Linked DNA regions of Homo sapiens: regions 1 and 3 are each linked to region 2. A link is a loop called in an ENCODE intact Hi-C map of the cell type or tissue named here. Cell type or tissue: PC-3. All regions are shown on one strand. Each heading gives the region's core, and the rest is flanking DNA. Links, peaks and the distances in the headings are about the cores only.

Evidence for each region. Hi-C counts contacts between places; a loop is a spot of excess contacts. Peaks named below come from ENCODE experiments on the same cell type or tissue, not always from the same donor. Only the 100,000 strongest peaks of a DNase experiment are listed, where the experiment ranks them.
Region 1: it touches region 2 in a loop (12-fold over the local background); 104 of 110 quality-filtered maps call a loop at or near these places.
Region 3: it touches region 2 in a loop (6-fold over the local background); 33 of 110 quality-filtered maps call a loop at or near these places.

Annotation. Positions count from the first base shown.
Region 1 is chr3:64,481,651-64,487,203 of GRCh38, reverse strand. It overlaps LOC105377123 (a long non-coding RNA gene), which reads left to right. Exons shown (of 8, transcript XR_940913.3): 3 at 1-78. Among named protein-coding and RNA genes, the nearest start is that of PRICKLE2-DT, 39 kb to the right of the region's middle. In PC-3, for the core only: a CTCF peak has its summit at 2,616 (motif pointing right); a DNase peak (open chromatin) is centred at 2,623.
Region 2 is chr3:64,028,131-64,034,468 of GRCh38, reverse strand. No RefSeq gene overlaps it. Among named protein-coding and RNA genes, the nearest start is that of PSMD6, 7.8 kb to the right of the region's middle. In PC-3, for the core only: CTCF peaks have their summits at 3,415 and 3,620 (motif pointing left); a DNase peak (open chromatin) is centred at 3,598; H3K4me3 peaks cover 308 bases; H3K27ac peaks cover 568 bases.
Region 3 is chr3:64,163,824-64,169,376 of GRCh38, reverse strand. The region is part of intron 2 of PRICKLE2 (prickle planar cell polarity protein 2); the gene reads left to right. Among named protein-coding and RNA genes, the nearest start is that of PRICKLE2-AS3, 21 kb to the left of the region's middle. RefSeq lists an enhancer at 5,243-5,553. In PC-3, for the core only: CTCF peaks have their summits at 2,288 and 2,492 (motif pointing right); a DNase peak (open chromatin) is centred at 5,416; H3K27ac peaks cover 2,110 bases.

The DNA.
Region 1 (5,553 bases), core at 554-5,553, 450 kb before region 2:
CCTGGGTCTCTGAAATACTGCTTGGAGTAGACTACTCTGCCTGCAAACTAGGAGCACTGATTTTGGACTTTTTGGGAGGTGAAAGAGAAATTTTTATTACGTGAAGCCATTGAGTTTGGGGAGGAGACTGGTTATCTGCTACAGCATCTAGAATGTTACCTTAACCAGCACAGTAAGGAGGCGGGGCACTGCAAAAGAACGTTGAATGAGATACTCTCTGTGCTGTGTGCGAAAGCTTGGGCAGGCTGTGCAGGAAGTTGGGCTGGGTTCAGATCCTGCCTTGCCATTTCCTGCCTGTGCTATTCTTCCAAAGGCTCTGAGCCAGCAATTTTAAAAGTCTTAAAAGTTGAGACACCCATCATTGCCTGATCACTCTCTTCTGAAGAGGTTCTGGGAGAATCAGACCTAGAAAGTAGGTCAAGGGTTCTTTGATTTCAGCTCTGTTTTAATATTTTTACCTTGGCTACGAGTTTAGAGCAAAATAAAAAAATGCCCTGCGGGAACAGCTTTTCCAGTTCTCCTTTTGCTGCCTCTTTTTTCCTTCCTTCCATATCTTAGGATGAATGTGGATACAGGCAGCCTGAATTCATGGCCAGCTCTGCCATTTTGATGTGTGTGACCTCAGCCAAGTGTCCCGGCCTTTCTAGGTCTCCATTTCCACATGTGTAAATTGAAGAGAATATGACCTTACCTTGCCCGGTTATGTGAATTAAAGATGTAATATTAAAAGATGAGCACACAGGAAGCCCTCGGGGGATATAACAGAAGCAGGACAGGGCTCCCACTTCTATTAGTACTATTACTTCTAACCTTTACTCCCTGATTCGTGCTTCTCTTCAACCCTTCATTCAGTAACCATTTATTGGGTACCTACTATGTCCCAGGGAGTGAACAAGAAGGCAAAGTTTCTGCCCTCTTAAAGTTTGTCTTCTGGCAGAGAGGTAAATGTATTTTAAGTGAACAGAAATAACATAATTGCAAATTGTAATAGATAAAGGAAATAAACAGTTTGCTGAGATAGAGAACAAGGGCTGAGGGGAAGGTGAGACATATGTTGAATGTGACATTCAGGGAAGGTCTCCCTGAGGCGGTTACATTTCTATGAGCCCTGAAGACTGAGAGACAATCAGACAGCAGAAGAGCTAAAGGGGGCACCATCTGAGCAGAGAAAGGCTCTTTCAAAGGTCTTCAGGTGACCACCTGCGGTGGTCAAGAGGCAGATAGGAGGCCAGTGAGTGGTTAGCAGAGGGTGTGAGAGGCCAGGAGCTAGGAACCCAACAGGACTTCTAGATTGATAGGTCTCACCCTGCCTGACAGGCCATGGTACAGAAGGTGAATTTTTAAAATATACATATATAAGTGTAATAAGTCATTTAAACAGGAGTTTCATGGTCCACCTTATATTTTTACAACAGTAGTTCTCAAAGTGTGAACCTCAGCCCAGGAGGGTCACCTGGGAATTTGTGAGGCATGGAAATTCGCAGGTCCACTTCTGGCCTGATGAATCACAGGCTCTGGGAGTGGAACTCAGCGGTCTGTATTTTAACAAGCCCTCCAGGAGATGCTGCTACTGCTGGTCTGAACTGGAAGCTCAGTGATTCTCAATCCTGGATGCACAAAAGAATCATCTAACTTTGGGAGGCCAAAGCAGGTAGATCGCTTGAGGTCAGGAGTTTGAGACCAGCCTGAGCAACATGGTGAAACCCCATCTCTACTAAAAATACAAAAAATTAGCTGGGTGTGGTGGCACACACATAGTCCCAGCTACTTGGGAGGCTGAGGCCAGAGAATCGCTAGAACCTGGGAGGTTGAGGTTGCAGTGAGCCGAGATGGCACCACTACACTCCAGCCTGGGTGACAGAGCAAGACTCTGTCTCGAAAAATAAAAATAAAAAGAATCATCCAGGAGCTTTCATGAGCTACGAATGTTGAGAGACCTTCTACCCACTACCCCTAGATTCTGATTTAATTAGTCAGGGTTTGGCCCCTGGGTGTTGGTAGGTCTTGAATGTTCCCCAAGGCATTCCATAGCTACAGCAGGTAGGACCACAGCTCTAGCTGCTGCGTGAAGAATAGACAACAGGGGGAAGGGAGGAGATGCAAGAAGATCAGGAGGCTAATGCAGTGGTCCAGGTGAGGGATGATGGTGGCAGAGAATATGAAGGGGCTTAGACAGATTTTAAATATATTTCACAGAGAAAAACCCAACAGGACTTTTAGATTGATAGGATATGGGGTGGAGAGGTGGGACTTATATTCAGCATCAGATCGAAGGGAATGCCAGCCATAATAGTAAAGACCCTGTGCTTTTAGATAGCCTGCAGCTAGAAGACCCTGGCAACATAGCCTAACGTTGAGCACAGGGCCCCAAAGAAGTCCATCTTCTCTATCTGCCTGGCAACAAAGAAGATTTCAGCAAACTTAGCAAGATCTAAGCTTATCCTAAGTTCTCAGAGGAGCCACAATGTGAAAGGGACTTTACGAAAAAAAAATCTGAATACTCAGCTAGGATGTTCCTGTTTTACAGCCCAGTCTCCTGGGAACACTCTGGGCACTGGCCCTTCTGGGGAGAACAGGGGACTGGATGGTATATCCAGGAGTGACCAGCAGGTGGCATGCCAGACTCAGAAATGTGTATTGCAGGGAGCAAGGCAACTCTTGCTGTTTGCTGCTTAAACAGAAGAAAAGGATTCACTCCGGAAGTAATACTCATGTGTGCCATGTACTAAATGGCTACTGTGTGCCAGATACTGTGCCAAGTGCTTATGTGTATATTCTCATTTAATCCTCATAGCTCTACAAGGTGAGCTCCACCACTGTACATATATTCAGAGATCTAAGTGGCTTGGGCAATGTCACTGACATGGTCATTGGCAGAACCAGCCTTGGTCCTCTAGCCTGTCTGACCCCATGGCCACTTTTCCTGTCAAAAGGGCCAGGATCCCCAGCGGCTCTTTCTTGTCCACAGTGGTGCTCTCACTCACACTTGGGGGTAATGCCCTTGGAAGGTGGGGCCATCAGAATTATCAAAGCCTTTAAAGTCAAACGCCCTGGGCTTTGCCGCTCACTTGCTGTGCGATGGTAAGAAAGCTACTTGGCCTCTCTATCCTCAGGTTTCCTCATCTCTAAAATGGGGTGAGGCTGGGCCCAATGGCTCACTCTTGTAATCCCAGCACTTTGGGAGGCTGAGGCAGAAGGACTGCTCGAAGCCCGGAGTTCGATACTAGCCTGGGCAACAAAGTGAGACCACGGCGCTACAAAAAAAAAAAAAAAAAAATTAAAATGCGTTGAGACGTGAGGCAGTGAGCTGTGGTGAGATGATCTTATGTAACTGACCCAGAATCTTGCTTGCTTGGCCCAGAGGAGTGCTCAATGAATGGCAGCTTTTCTGCTTAAAATGATTTCACAGGAGGTAGAGACAACTCTGAAAGGTCTAAAACTGTGCTATCCAATGGTGCTCTCTGCAGTGATAGAAATGCTCTATAACTGTGCTGTCCAGCAGCATAGTCATAACCACATGTGGCTATTGAGTGCTTAATACATAGCTAGTGCAACTGAGAGATTGAATTTTAAATTTTACTTAATTACAATAAATGTAAATTTCAATAACCATATGTGGCCAGTGGCTACCGTATTGGACAGTGCAAGTCTAAAATGTGTCTGCGCTCACAGTCTGTGTGTCCTTTACAGCCCCTTGGGTATGAAACAAAATAAGTTATGTTCAACATTTGGATCCTGGCATATAGCAGGCACCCAGTAAATTTGAGTTAGTCAGAAATGGGAGAGAAAGGAAAATCAGTAAGTGAAGCCAAAGCAATGTTTTACATTTAACAAATTGTGTAAAATTGTAGAACTGGACTCTCAGACTTCTCCAGCAAAATCTTCCAGAGTTCAGTAACCATGGGGGACTGACTGGGGCAGGTTGTTAGTTTTTTACCCTTTCAAGCCAGAATTCTCTAAATATTTCTTCAGCCTGTATTCGATGGGGACAGAGAACAAATGTGTTCAAGTGAATAACGTGTGTGTTCAATACAAATTCCTTTCATCTATTCACTGACTAAAGAACACTTCCTCCTTTTCTGTGCCCCCTCTTCAAATTTTTTTTTGCAATTTCACAAATCAGACAACTGCTTAGAAAGTTTATTCTCTCTCTCTCTCTCTCTCTTTTGTTTTGTGTGTTTGTTTTTTGAGACAGGGTCTCACTCTGTTGCCGAGGCTGGAGTGCAATGGTGAGATCTCAGCTCACTGCAGCCTCAACTTTCTGGAGCTCAGATGATCCTCCACCTCATCCTCCCAAGTAGCTGGGACTATAGGCATGTACCACCACACCCAGACTATTTTTGTGTTTTTTCTGTAGAGACAAGGTTTCACATGTTGCCCAGGTGGGTCTCAAGCTTCTGGGACCAAGTTACTTGCTTGTCTTGGCCTCCCAAAGTGCTGGGATTACAGACATGAGCCAGCATGCTGCGCCAAAAGATTTTAAAGGTTCAAAGTATAAATAACAAAACAACTGGCCCCCCAGGAAGCAGCACTATATCATGCATTTCTCACTTCCAAAATTTTATCTATCCAGATTTTGTTTTTAAGTGATGGTCAGTTGGCAATTCTTGCATGTTCCATAGTTGAATCTTGCAGTTTATAAAAGCTAGTGGCAAACATTTTCTCCAGAGGTAGGTCTGCATTGGCTGACACTGCCATTTGCTTCTATCTGAAGATAATTTCTAGTCAATATTGGGACCAATTTGCATTCCACCTGTGGTTTAAGAAAAATCTGAGTTAATAGACATCTTATTTCCAAAGTATCCCAGTGATGTGTAGTGGTCCTTGTGGACTGGCCCCCTGGGCTGCTGGTCCATTTCCTAACCTGGCTCTGACCCAGTTAAGACCAAGCCCCTCTCCTCCAGAGCATCCTGTTCTGGCCACAGGGCGGACATTCTTACCTATACCAGGCAGAACCTTTCTTACCTGTACAGGGCAGAGCCATTCGTTGCTCCTCACCATTCTGAAGACTTGTACTCTATCTGGGTGCCCTAGCTACCAACATGAAGTAGCGGTGATCACAGCTCCTTGAACAAGACCTATGGCTCTGACAACAAACAGCCCCATGAAAGGAGCTGCTTTTGCTTTTTGTATTTTTAACTTTTCCCTTCACTATACCTCAAAGCCCTCTAGGAACATAGAGAATCCTCTGCCAGAATGACATGTTCTTCTGTCTTTTATGGCTCTTAGATTCTTTTTTTTAAATTTTATTATTATAATACTTTAAGTTTTAGGGTACATGTGCATAACGTGCAGGTTTGTTACGTATGTATACATGTGCCATGTTGGTGTGCTGCACCCATTAGCTCGTCATTTAGCGTTAGGTATATCTCCTAATGCTATCCCTCCCACCTGCCCCCACCCCACTAACAGTCCCTGGTGTGTGATGTTCCCCTTCCTGTGTCCATGTGTTCTCATTGTTCAATTCCCACCTATAAGCGAGAACATGCGGTGTTTGGTTTCTTGTCCTTGCAATAGTTTGCTGAGAATGATGGTTTCCAGTTTCATCCATGT
Region 2 (6,338 bases), core at 518-5,517:
CCTTCTCTCTTTGATGTGACTCCATTGTGTTTAGCTGTCAGTGTTGCAACTGAGAAGTCTTAGGCCACTCTGATGAGTTTTTTGCTGTATGTATATGTCTTTTGTGGATGAGAGGAGTGGTTTGAAGGATGGGAAAACAATGTCAACCAGGTGTCACCACGCACAATTCCAGGAGGCACCATTCACATCAACTTTCATCATAAGAGTCATGGATGACTGCAGGTCAAATTCTTTCCAGCATCTGCCACTGTCTTGTCCTCATCCTAGGCTATCTGAAGCCTCATCTCCAGGTACTTCCCCAGCCTATAGGGAAAAAATACTTCCACCAGTTTTCTCCACCTGGGCTTCCAGAGAGCTAAAGGTCTCCTCTAAACCTCACTTCCCTTAGGCCTCAGTAGGAAGACTTCAGGAGATGCAGAGGCAGAACTGAGCATGGAGATAAAGAGGGTTGCTTTTGGGTAGCCATGGGCCCAGAATGTCCCTCATCCCTTAGAGCGTAATTCGTTAAGCAAGGCTTGCTTATAATTTTTCCTCTACAGATGTGAGCTCTTCAAATTGAGAGATCTCTCAGTGACAACAAAGTGGCTGTACAAAAACTATAACATCATTTTAAACAGATTAGGCACTAAATTAGTCTGGGCGCCATAGCTCACACCTGTAACCCCAGCATTTTGGGAGGCTGAGGTGGGTGGATCACTTGAGGTCAGGCGTTCTAGACCAACAAGGTGAAACTCTGTCTCTACTAAAAATGCAAAAATTAGCCAGGCATGGTGGCGGGCGCCTGTAATCCCTGCTACTCAGGAGGCTGAGGCAGGAGAATCGCTTGAACCCAGGAGGCAGAGATTGCAGTGAGCCAAGATTGCACCACAGCACTCCAGCCTGGGCCACAGAGCAAGACTCTGTCTCTAAATAAATAAATAAAAATAACGGGTTAGGCGTTAAATTATTTCTTCCTAAAATAAAGCTGAATGTGTTGGAATCATTGTTCTCTATTAATAAAAAAAGAGGAATATTAAAAATTTCAAGCAAAAATTTGGCTTGTTCATGGTCTAGGAAACCTACTAGGCAGCCTGCTTTTGAAAAGGAGAAGATAAGGCTCCACAACACATGGCGTGACAACCATTTATGACCTCTCCAGAGACAATATTCCACATGAGACCATCCGATTAGAAAGCAGAGTCCATGAAATAGACTTGTCTTGCTATTTCTGTGTGCTTTTAGGAAGCCTATGCTCACTGAGAAGAAAGAAAAGAATGTTCCTATAAACTTGTGATGGAAAAGCAATAAAAGCCACCAGAGACATTCTGAAATTTTTATTCTAATATTTCACTGACCAGAAGGAAGAAGCAGGAAGCCTTGCAAGGTTCAAGAAATAGTTGTCAGCAATAAGGAGAGACCACATTTTTCTGCCTCGTATAAAGCTTAAAAAGCAGGGGAATGGTGTTCAGAGAGAAAAGAGCAATTGATCTAATTGGACTAGAAGAAAGTATACTTTAAAAATTTTTTATTATGATAAAAATGCATAAAATGTGGCATTTTAACCATTTTCTTATTTCTTATTTTTTATAGACAGGGTCTTGCTCTGTCACCCAGGCTGGAGGGCAGTGGTGCAATCATGGCTCACTGCAGTCTCAACTTTCTGGGTTCAAGCCATTCTCCTCCCTTGGCCTCCAGTGTAGCTAGGACTAAAGTTGCAAGCCACCATGCCTGGCTAATTTTATTTTTACCATTTTCAAGTGCATAATTCACAGGGATTAATTGCAACTATCACTGCCGTCTTTTTCCAAAACATTCTCATCACTCCCCACAGATACTCTGTACCCATTAAGCACTAACTCCTCATTCTCCTTTCCCCAGCCCCTGGTATCCTCTGTTCTACTTTTGTGTGTGTGTTTCTTTATGAATTTACCTATAGAAGGAAGTATTTTTGTGTACCAGGGAGCAGTAAAACTAAGTCAGTGAAAAGACTACCTCTTAATCGATTCAGTACTGAATTCCGTAGACAAGCGAAGCCACGCAAGGTTTCAGAGCAAAAAATACAACCCGGCTAGAGCATTGCTTTCAGAAGCTTCATCTGGCAGTGGTTTGTGGGATGGATTGGGGTCTGGAGACCAGTTGAGAGGTTGTTATAAAAGCCCAGGCTGGGGGTAAGGAGCACTTGGAGCCACTACTGAAATGAGAAAGAAGATTTAGGAGACATTTTAGGGAATATACAGGAGGAAGCAGCCACAGGACCTGGCAAAATTACCTCGGGGTAAAAAGGGAGGGAGGATGACAGATGTTTTGAGTCTGGGTGACTCGGGTGATTAATTTTTAAACTATGCATTTTTAATTAGGCTTCTATAAAAAGTCACAAAACAGTCATTTAAATTATCAACAAAGCGTTCCAAAAAAAGATCAGAATCGAGTGTGATGTTCTTTTAGGAAAAAAACCTGAATCAAACAAAAGAATTCTATCTTCTAAATGTCAAGGTTCATGTGACATGACATGGCATTTTATAGGAAAGGAGGGAGGTAGGGAGGACCAGGGTAATCAATCAATCTAGAATGCTCGAAGGTAGGAATTCAAGGGAGGGAGAAGGAACTGACTCTATAAGGAAGGCCATTATTCGTGGAGAGCATGTTGTGGCTAATATTTAATAATAAGAAGTACGATATTATGGCTAGAAGCATGGAGTCTGAATCCAGACTTTTTGAGTTCAAATCCTACTCTGTCATGAACTAGCTGTGTGACCTTGGTCAAATTGCTTAACCTCTCTGAACCTCTGTAATATGGGTTAATATAATATCTATCTGATACAGTTGTTTGATTAAATGACTTAATATATATGTAATGCTTAAGTACCTAGCACATAGCAAGTGCTATACAAGATTTTGGCACCATTATTATTCTTAGGCTAATTTAAAAGAGCAACGTAAAATTTAAAAAGTTTCCCTGTAAGGTTGAATAACTTACTAAGGAAATCAGAAATAAAGGAATCACAAAGTCCGACATACAGCCACAGCTGAAATACCTCTTTTCTGTGATTTAAGAATGCTGCCTTCTTAGGCCAATGCTAATTATTCACCTGCTTATTAAACATTATTTAAAAAACACTTAAATTGGTATGATACTAACTCACTTTTTAAAATTCATTGACTTGGAATTTTTCTAACCAAGATTAAGTTTATTTGTTTCAATGGTCTGAGTCCATTCACTTTTTTTGCCCATGACAAGGGATGCTGAGTTGAACAGGAAGTAGGGATCAAATCAATAGATAGTTGACTAAATGAAGGAAACAATGATTTGTATATTTTCCGAGGCGATCTTTGAGGTCAAGGTCTAAATTTAGGAATATGGATCTTTAAGGATTTTTTGCTTCATTTGTAACTAAAATCAGGGCAGCGGTTCAAAGGACAGACTCAGCTTTTACACCAGTGGTTTTTTTCAGTGATTTTTCTCCTGTGAGATTTAGAAAATGCTGTGCTTACCATCCAGTGCCTCTGTCGTGCACCCCTGTCCTTCGCTAGGGCTGCACGTCGTCACACCCACCTGGCCTAGAATTCCCCATCTCCGGGTGGGACCGGAAGACAGTCTACCTCCGCACGCCGTGCTCTGCGGGAAGCGGTGGATACTGCTGCCCTCTGCTGGTCACCACTTGAAACACTTCTGGGCTTTTCCGAGGAAAGGGGCTGTGAATAAGCAAAAATCGCAGCACGAGAAGAGGGATGGGTTCGAAACCTCTGTAACCCGAAACCGTCGAGCTCACCCACCCACCAACCTCCTGTGCACCTTGCAAAAAACAAAAAAAAATTTTTTTTTTTTTTTTTTCAAAATAAAAACAGGCCAGGCGCAGTGGCTCACACCTGTAATCCCAGAACTTTAGGGGGCAGAGGCAGGTGGATTGCTTGAGGCTGGGAGTTCCAGACCGGCCTAGGCAACATAGCGAGACCTCGTCTTTACAAAAACTACCCAAAAAAGCCGGGTGTGGTGGTGACCCCCGTAATCCCAGTTACTAGGGAGCTGAGGTGGAAGAATCACTTGATCCCAGGAGGTCGAGGCTGCAGTGAGCTGAGATCGCTCCACTGCACTCCAGCCTGGGCGACAGAGCAAAACGCTATCTCCAAAAAAGTATTAATTAATTAGTTAAAATAAAAACAGTACTAAGTAGTACAGATGAGTGATAGGAAGTCCAATACGGTTCTGATTCGTCCCATGATTAGACCACACCTCTTGTTTAAATGTTTACTGGTTAATTCTTTCCCAATGTTCACTTTCTTGTTCCTATGCTTTGCTCCATCAGCGGGTGGTTGAGACAGTGCTGTTTCAATATGTGCAGGGTAGTTTCTTCAAGTTTATCTTAAGAAATTGCAGTGTACTTGCTGCATGTGTTACCATAGTGCTCTGTGGCTGTGTCTTAATTTCACTTGTTTGCTTACACAAATCAGAGACTCACCCTTCTTTTGTTTTTCTTTCGATATTCCATATTCTAGTGGTTCCTTTGAATTTTTGCTTTTATAGTGTCTCTCCTCTAGTCCTCTTTATCATTTTTGTTGTTAAATAATTGCATTTGATTTCTGGAAATTGCTCCATATCAGCTCATGAACATTTTCTTTATTTATTTCTTTATTATTTTTTACAGCTGCATAATACCCCATCATGTGTTATGTACCATTGTGTATGCAACCATTTTCCTATATTTGGGCATTTAAGTTGTTACCAGTATTTTACAATTTTAAACAATACTGCAATGAATAACCTTGTGCATGGGTATTTTTGAATTTTTGGAGGTGTAGCTTCAGGATAAGTTCCCAGAAGCAGGATTGCTGGGTCAAAGGGTGAATGCATGGGTATTGTTGTTAAATTGCAGGTAATTGTTCTTCTTAGGGTCGGAGACTCCCTATGAGACTGCAAGTGACTAGTATTTATTGTGAGGATAATTTAACAAGTGATTAAAAACACTGGAATATTAGTACTCAAGAAAATAGGGTGTGACGTCAGCGAAGGCAAGAGGCGTAAACTCAAAGAGTTGGGAAGAGCAGGAATAGTAGCATGAATTGGTGTTGTAAAGATGGTTTTGCTGCTGGATTTGCATGTAAGGTTGACCTAAGTCTTTTTGCCACATAGGCTGATGATGATCCACCCCTGTGTGCCATCATTTTCTGTGGCTAGGTTCTTTTCTGTCTGTCTGCTTCTGCTCAGATTCCCTCTGGGCTCCTTTGCTCAGTAAGGCATACCTCTGTTTCTCCTGCCCCTCCTTGCTCCTGATTTCAGCCTGCTATTCAATCTCTGACAGATCCCGGCTGCTCTCCTCCAACATCCTCCCTTCTATTTCATGACCCTATGGTGTCTACACCCACTACTAGCTGGTGATTCCAGCCACAGTTTCTAATTCAGATTCTGAAAAGTAAAAGTCTGAGTGTCCCAGATCTTCCCTTTGGAACAACACTTTGTAGGCTTCAGGTAGATGATCACTTGCAGTTCAGACTGCTTCCCTGGGTGTCATGTGTCTACCCAGGATGAGTCCTACAGAAGGAGTGTGGGTGGAACTAGAGGTATGACAGGTTAACATGATTGATATGTAAATTTTAGGCAATTTACCAGAAGTGGGAGGATGGCCACTTCTCAATGGCTACGCTGGTTCAGCTGCAGGTTCCTGATTTTTCACATCATGTTCCCAGGATCGTATACTTAGCGCCCTGCAGATGACTGTGTGCTGATTTTCAAACCACAAAGAGGAAAACAAACTAGAAAAACCTCTTTATCACCACTTATTTTATACACAAAGGGGGGTAATTATTAAAGGAACTAAGGAAATTGGCACAAAGTAACTGTTTTTAAAGATGACCCTAACCCAAGCCCATCATTTTGATCTAACCTCAAATATCACTTCATCAAAAAAAAAAAACCTTTTCTATTCCATTCGTGCATTCATGCCTTCACTAATTTTGCCACTAATTGAATAATTTATTTAATCGTGTATTGCTTCTCAGTCTCTTTCTACCCTTTCCCCACCAGAATGTGAACCCCATGAATTTTCTGACCACTGCTCTGTCTGGTACCCCAGCACATAGTAAGAGGTCTATGCTAACAGTGGGGTTGCATGAAGTGTGTCATCCTGGGGGACACATTTCACTCTCCCTGCCTTGTGCAAGTGTCTTCTCGTCATGGAAAAAGAAAACTGATATTGCTCTCAGCAATTACCCAACCTGCTCCAGAAACAACAGTGTTTCCTAAGCACTCTTTTTCCTTCAAAATACTCTTTTGGAAAGGAGTAATTTAGTGAGGAAGAAATGAGCATGCTACATCAATTGATCATGATGCTGCAATAACCCTGAAATTTTTGTGCGTTCCAAGC
Region 3 (5,553 bases), core at 554-5,553, 130 kb before region 2:
GGGTTAGTCTGGTGGCTCCATGGTATAAAAATTTTAAAAATTTTTTGAAGTCCAGGCTCATAACTTTCCGTCCTACTATCCTCAGGTTACAGCTTCCATTCCCATTTGTAAGGTTACTTCATGACACAAGATGGCTGCTGGAGCTCTAGCCATTGTGTTTACATTCCAGACAGGAAGCAGGAAGAAGGGGGAATGGGCAAAAAAAGGTCTTGGCTAACAACTGTCTAGCCTCCTTTAAAAGAGCTTCCCAGAAGTCACACCCTTCCGTGTCATTGGCCAGAATGTGTAAGGCCACATGTAGCTACTAAGGAGCTGCAGAAATATTATTCTTAGCTGAGTATATTGATGCTCTCAGTCAAATGAGGGTATTGTTAAGGAAGAAAAAAAAAATGGATATGGCTGGGAAAACTCTGCCACAACTCTCTTACCATCATGCCATGGTGTTGTGGAAAGACTGTAATTTGGAGATTTTTCACTTACTGTCTGTTCATTTTGGCTTTATTTGGGAGCTGTGTGTTGGTTATGTTCTGGGTAATACCAAAGGAAAATGTGTTCATCGTTTCTGTGGTCAGCCACGCAGACCTATTGGGAATCTACTGTATCTGGGTATGATTTGGTTTTTTCTTCCTTCTTTCCCATCCATCTGCCAGTCTCTTCAGTCTCTTTTTTTCTTGATAAAGGAGAACAGAAGGAGAGGATGGGGAAGTCAAGCTCAAAGGTGGCTCTCTCACTTTGTAACTATGTGATATTCAATCTGATGAGTATGAAATACCCACCTCCAGAGTGTGCAGAAGGTTTATGAAATACTGTGTATAAAAACGCGTCAAGCCGTAGGGTCACTCAGTAAGTCAATAGTTCGATGACCGCTTCCTTCATTCAGATCAGGCTTGTCCAACCCGTGGTCCACAGGCTGCATGCAGCCCAGGATGGCTTTGAATGCGGCCCAACAGAAATGCACAAACTTTCTTAAAACATTATGAGATTTTTTTTTTGCAATTTTTTAAAGCTCATCAGCTATCATTAGTGTTACTGTATTTTATGTGTGGCTCAAGACAATTCTTCTTCTTCCAGTGTGGCCCAGGGAAGCCAAAATATTGGGCCCCCTCCGCATCTAGATGGTGAAGAACAATTGATTCTGAAATCGGCCAAGAAAGTCTAACTTCTCCTTTGTGGGTTCCTGCTCTAAGAAAATAAGGATGCTTTTGATAAGGAAAATGTTGCCACCCAAAAATGTGAGCACTTTGCCCTTAGGATTTCTTGTTCTTGCCAGAGCTGGTAGAATCCCCTGCTGAATCATATATCTAGGTGTGGAAGGAGACACCTGAAAAATTGGGTGAGGTCCAACAAGTTCTCTTCCCTTTTCTGGGCTTCCTAGATCTCTTGAAGAAAGTGGGAATCCTACCATTTGCCTGGCAACTGCATAATGTTGGTTGTTGAGGGAAAACAGTAGAAAGCTCTAAAACTCACAAAGTGTGTTCCCTGGACTAACAGCAGGACCTGAAGAGGAGTCAGAAATGCAAATGTCCCCATCCCGGGCCTACTAAATTAGAAATCTGTGTTTTAACAGGCCTTCCAGGTGATTCTGATGCAAGCTATAGTTTGAGAACCAGTGCTCTAAATAAAGTGCTTTGCACACTTCTTTATAAAAAAAAAATCAGCTTACTTTTCATACACTTTTCTCCCAAATGCAGAGTTATTGCTTCTCCAGCCTCCATCTTTCTGCCCAGGCAGAAATGCTATCAAACGTGCAGTTCCTTCCAACAAGCCTCATCTTTCCAGCTGGGCGAGGCTTTGCTTTGTAGACTTTATATGCGCACTGACTAAAGTGCTTGCGATCTGTCTGACACACACTGAAGTTGCTGCCAAACCTTTCCTGTTGCAGAGTTACACCTTAAAGGCCTTTGGCTATTTCATTTTCATAAGCCAGTTTATTGTGTTCAAAATGCTTTTGTTTAGGGGAAAGTTACCTAGTATGATTTCACCTGGGGTGGAATCACAGGGCACCTTTATCTGGGAATGTCTAAATGGAGCAAAGTCTTTAGCACATTCAACAGACGTGCTTTTGAATAAATATGTTCAATACACACAGAATGAAAAATACAGTTATCAGCATAATGGGTAATAGCTTGGTAATGATCATCATTGACAAAATTCTATTGGATTTGCTTATTTACTCCAAAAAAAATGAACAAGTGAAACATGTTTGGACTAAAATGAACAATCTGCAGGATTTTCAGGGATTGTGCCAAATTTAATTTTTGTAGTGCCAGAAAGTATACTCAGTATTTTCCCATTACCCTTGGTTCACTTGATGTTTGTTTTGGGCCATACAGTAGTTTCACTGTGGAGAATGCCAGAGGAAAATGCAGGCAGCATTCCTGTATCCAGCCAAAGAATTCAGGAGAGCTGTTTCTCCCTCCCTCCCATCCATCCGTTAATCCCCTTTGCTCAGTGAAAAATTTGGAAAGTCCAGCATCTAAACACCAGGAGGCGACACAAAGCTAACATTAGAGGGATGCGTTTTTCTCCTGGACTTCAATGGACTTCGAAGAGGATTGGAAGTCCTGAAAGGACTAAATCATTCTCCTTCCTCAGAGCAAGCCACATCACCTACCATGTGATATGGGAGTGATTTGGTAGGTTGTTAATTAATATTAACTTATTTATTTTAGAAATGGGGCATCTTGCTACCTAGGTAAGTTCTTAAGTCATCCATCAAATTATTAGTTACCTTGTGAGAAGATATTCTAGCATATTGTATATTTGAGGAATTACTGGAATAATTTTGAGTGGTTATCAGTAGGCTTGAATTATAAAAGTTGACAAAAGATGTCCAGGAAAGATAGAGCTGTGTTCCCAAAGAGTAGTCACTGCCTCTGTTGACTTCAGAATTCAGTCTTTAGGATGGATCTCAGCACACCAAGGGACTTATTTACTCCTAAGTTTCTCCAGAGTCCTCCATCACTGCTGGCTGCACCTTCACTCAGTCATGTCATGTTGGGATTCATTTATTCTCCAGTTTTCAAAGTACTGAATGTCTCTAATCTCATTTCTGGGTGTGGACGCTGCCCAAGACAGGGTAATCAGGGTCCTTCTCTGGGGAATTTGGAATTGAGAAAAGCGAGTCACTCTAGGACAGACTCTTGAAGTGATGCTGTGCAAACTCAAGTGCTGTGGGAAACCTTAACCTTTGAGAAGGTGAGAAGCAGATCTGCAGGAAGAGAAGAGAGCAGAGGTAAGAGGACACTGGGCTCAGAGAGAACAGAAACTTGGTACAATCACCTTCCAGTGGCATATTCTATTTCCTCATGAGACCCTTTTATATACATGGCTAAGTTTCTAAAAACAAAAACAAAACAAAACACACACACACACACACACACACACACACACACACACACACACACACACACCTTTATAACAGTTTGCCATTTTTCCCCTGAAGTCAAACTAGCTTTAATACCATTGTATTCCTTGCAACGTATTTTTCTTGCTTTGACTAATATAAGTGGCTTCAGGGTTTGGTCTCACTCTACAAGCCAGCAGTGTTGCTGCCCATTCAAAAGTGGGCCTGATGGGGTGGCTCACACCCGTAATCCCAGCACTTTGGAAGGCCAAGGCAGGAGAATAGCTTGAGCCCAGGAGTTCAAGACCAACTTGGTCAACATAGCAAGACCCTGTCTCTCCAAAATATTTTAAAAATTAGCCAGGCATGGTGGCATGCGCTGGTAGTTCCTGCTACTCTGAGGTGGGAAGAGTGCTTAAGCCCAGGAGGTCAAGGCTACAGTGAGCCATGACCGCGCCACTGTACTCCAGCCTGGGTGACAGAGCAAGACCTAGTCCAGGAAGCATCTGGATTGTTCCATTTAGAGTAGGCCAGGCTTGATAGTATAACTATTGTCATGTATTCGTGTTATTTATTTTTATTAAGAGCCACATGCTTGTGCCTACACTCTCATTTAATCATCACAGTCTTATGATGAGTATTTTGAACAGCCACATAACTTGCTCAGGAACCCAGAGATGGGAAACAACAGAGCCTTGACTCGGGGTCCAGATCTACTGGCCATGCCCTAGAGGGTGCAGGGAAGATTCCAACTTGGGCCAGCCTTAGACAGTATCAGAAAGGGCTTGGTTCAAAGTACCAGTTAAGAAGGGCTCTCAGGCCTGACTGTGCTCTAGGCAATGGACAGGGGGTATGTGAGTAATTAGAGGTGATTAAGAGGAGGGTCGATGGAACCGCAACTAGACTCTGCATTTTCAAGCATCCATAGTAATTCATCTCATATTAGCAATTGTCCCTAATGTTCCATAACGACAATGGAAGTTGGGAGAATGACAAAGTAATGATGGAACAAGGCCTTTCTACAAGCAGTCTTCTGACTTGGGAGTCAGAAGCCCATTCCCCAAGACATGAGACTGGGCGTGCTTTTTTATACCTGGCCTTTGTCTGATGAGGCATATGGCACAGGGACTTTTCTGAGGATGGAATGCTGTGCAAGTCTCTAATAGGCAAATTGCCAGCTTCTAATCCCAAACTAACTAGTGATCTGGGCTTTTACTTCTTCTCAGAGTACTGGTCAACAGTGGGCTCTCTTCAGAACCCGGCATCATTCATTATTGCCCCTGGGCATAGCTCTCTGCCAGCTGCCTATAGGGAGGGGCTTATACAGACCCTGCCTTTGGAAATCTAGCTAGTCTAGGACAAGAATTCTCTTTATAGTTGCCTCTGGGATTTGATTAAAAGGATGATAGGCACATGATGGTTAATGGTTACCATCATTAGTTATGAAAATAAAGATAGCTTTCACATTTTTTAAGGCCTTGTCATTACAAAGCCTTTTCACCCCCTCTTCTAACATTTATGACTTAGTTTCTGGAGATCAAAGTAGACAGAGCTTTCGCACCTCTTCACCCCAGCATTCCCAAAACATGTGTTCATACCCACGGCTCCCTAAATGCAAAGGAATTAGACCAAGTTTAGACCAAGTTTGTAGAATGTAACAAATTTTTTTTTTTTTATTTTTGTTGATGTTTTTTGAGAAAGAGTCTTGCTCTGTTGCCCAGGCTGTGGTGTGTTCAAGCAATTCTCCTGCCTTAGCCTCCTGAGTAGCTGGGATTACAGGCATGCACCACCAGGCCAGGCTAATTTTTGTACTTTTAGTAGAGGCGGGGTTTCACCGTGTTGGCCAGGCTGGTCTCAAACTGCCGCCCTCAGGTGGTTCTCCCGCCCGCCTCAGCCCCCCAAGGTGCTGGGATTTCAGGTGTGAGCCACCATGCCTGGCCAAATATGATGACTTTCAGAGCCCTCAGTCTTCCATCTTCTCCATTTGTTGAATGAATGCCTTGTTTCGCAAGAGGTGCTCATGTCGTTAAATAAGAGATACTTGAGAGTATTTTCCATGATGTCATCTGGGCTTGTGGGATTTTTTTTTTTTTTTTTTTGCCTCTCCTATATAATAACATACCTTCTGTATTAGCCAGTTTTTTCTCTCTAGTTTTGCATGTGGCTGAATGGTGGAATGTCTGTTTTCTTTTCTCAGGCAAAATTAG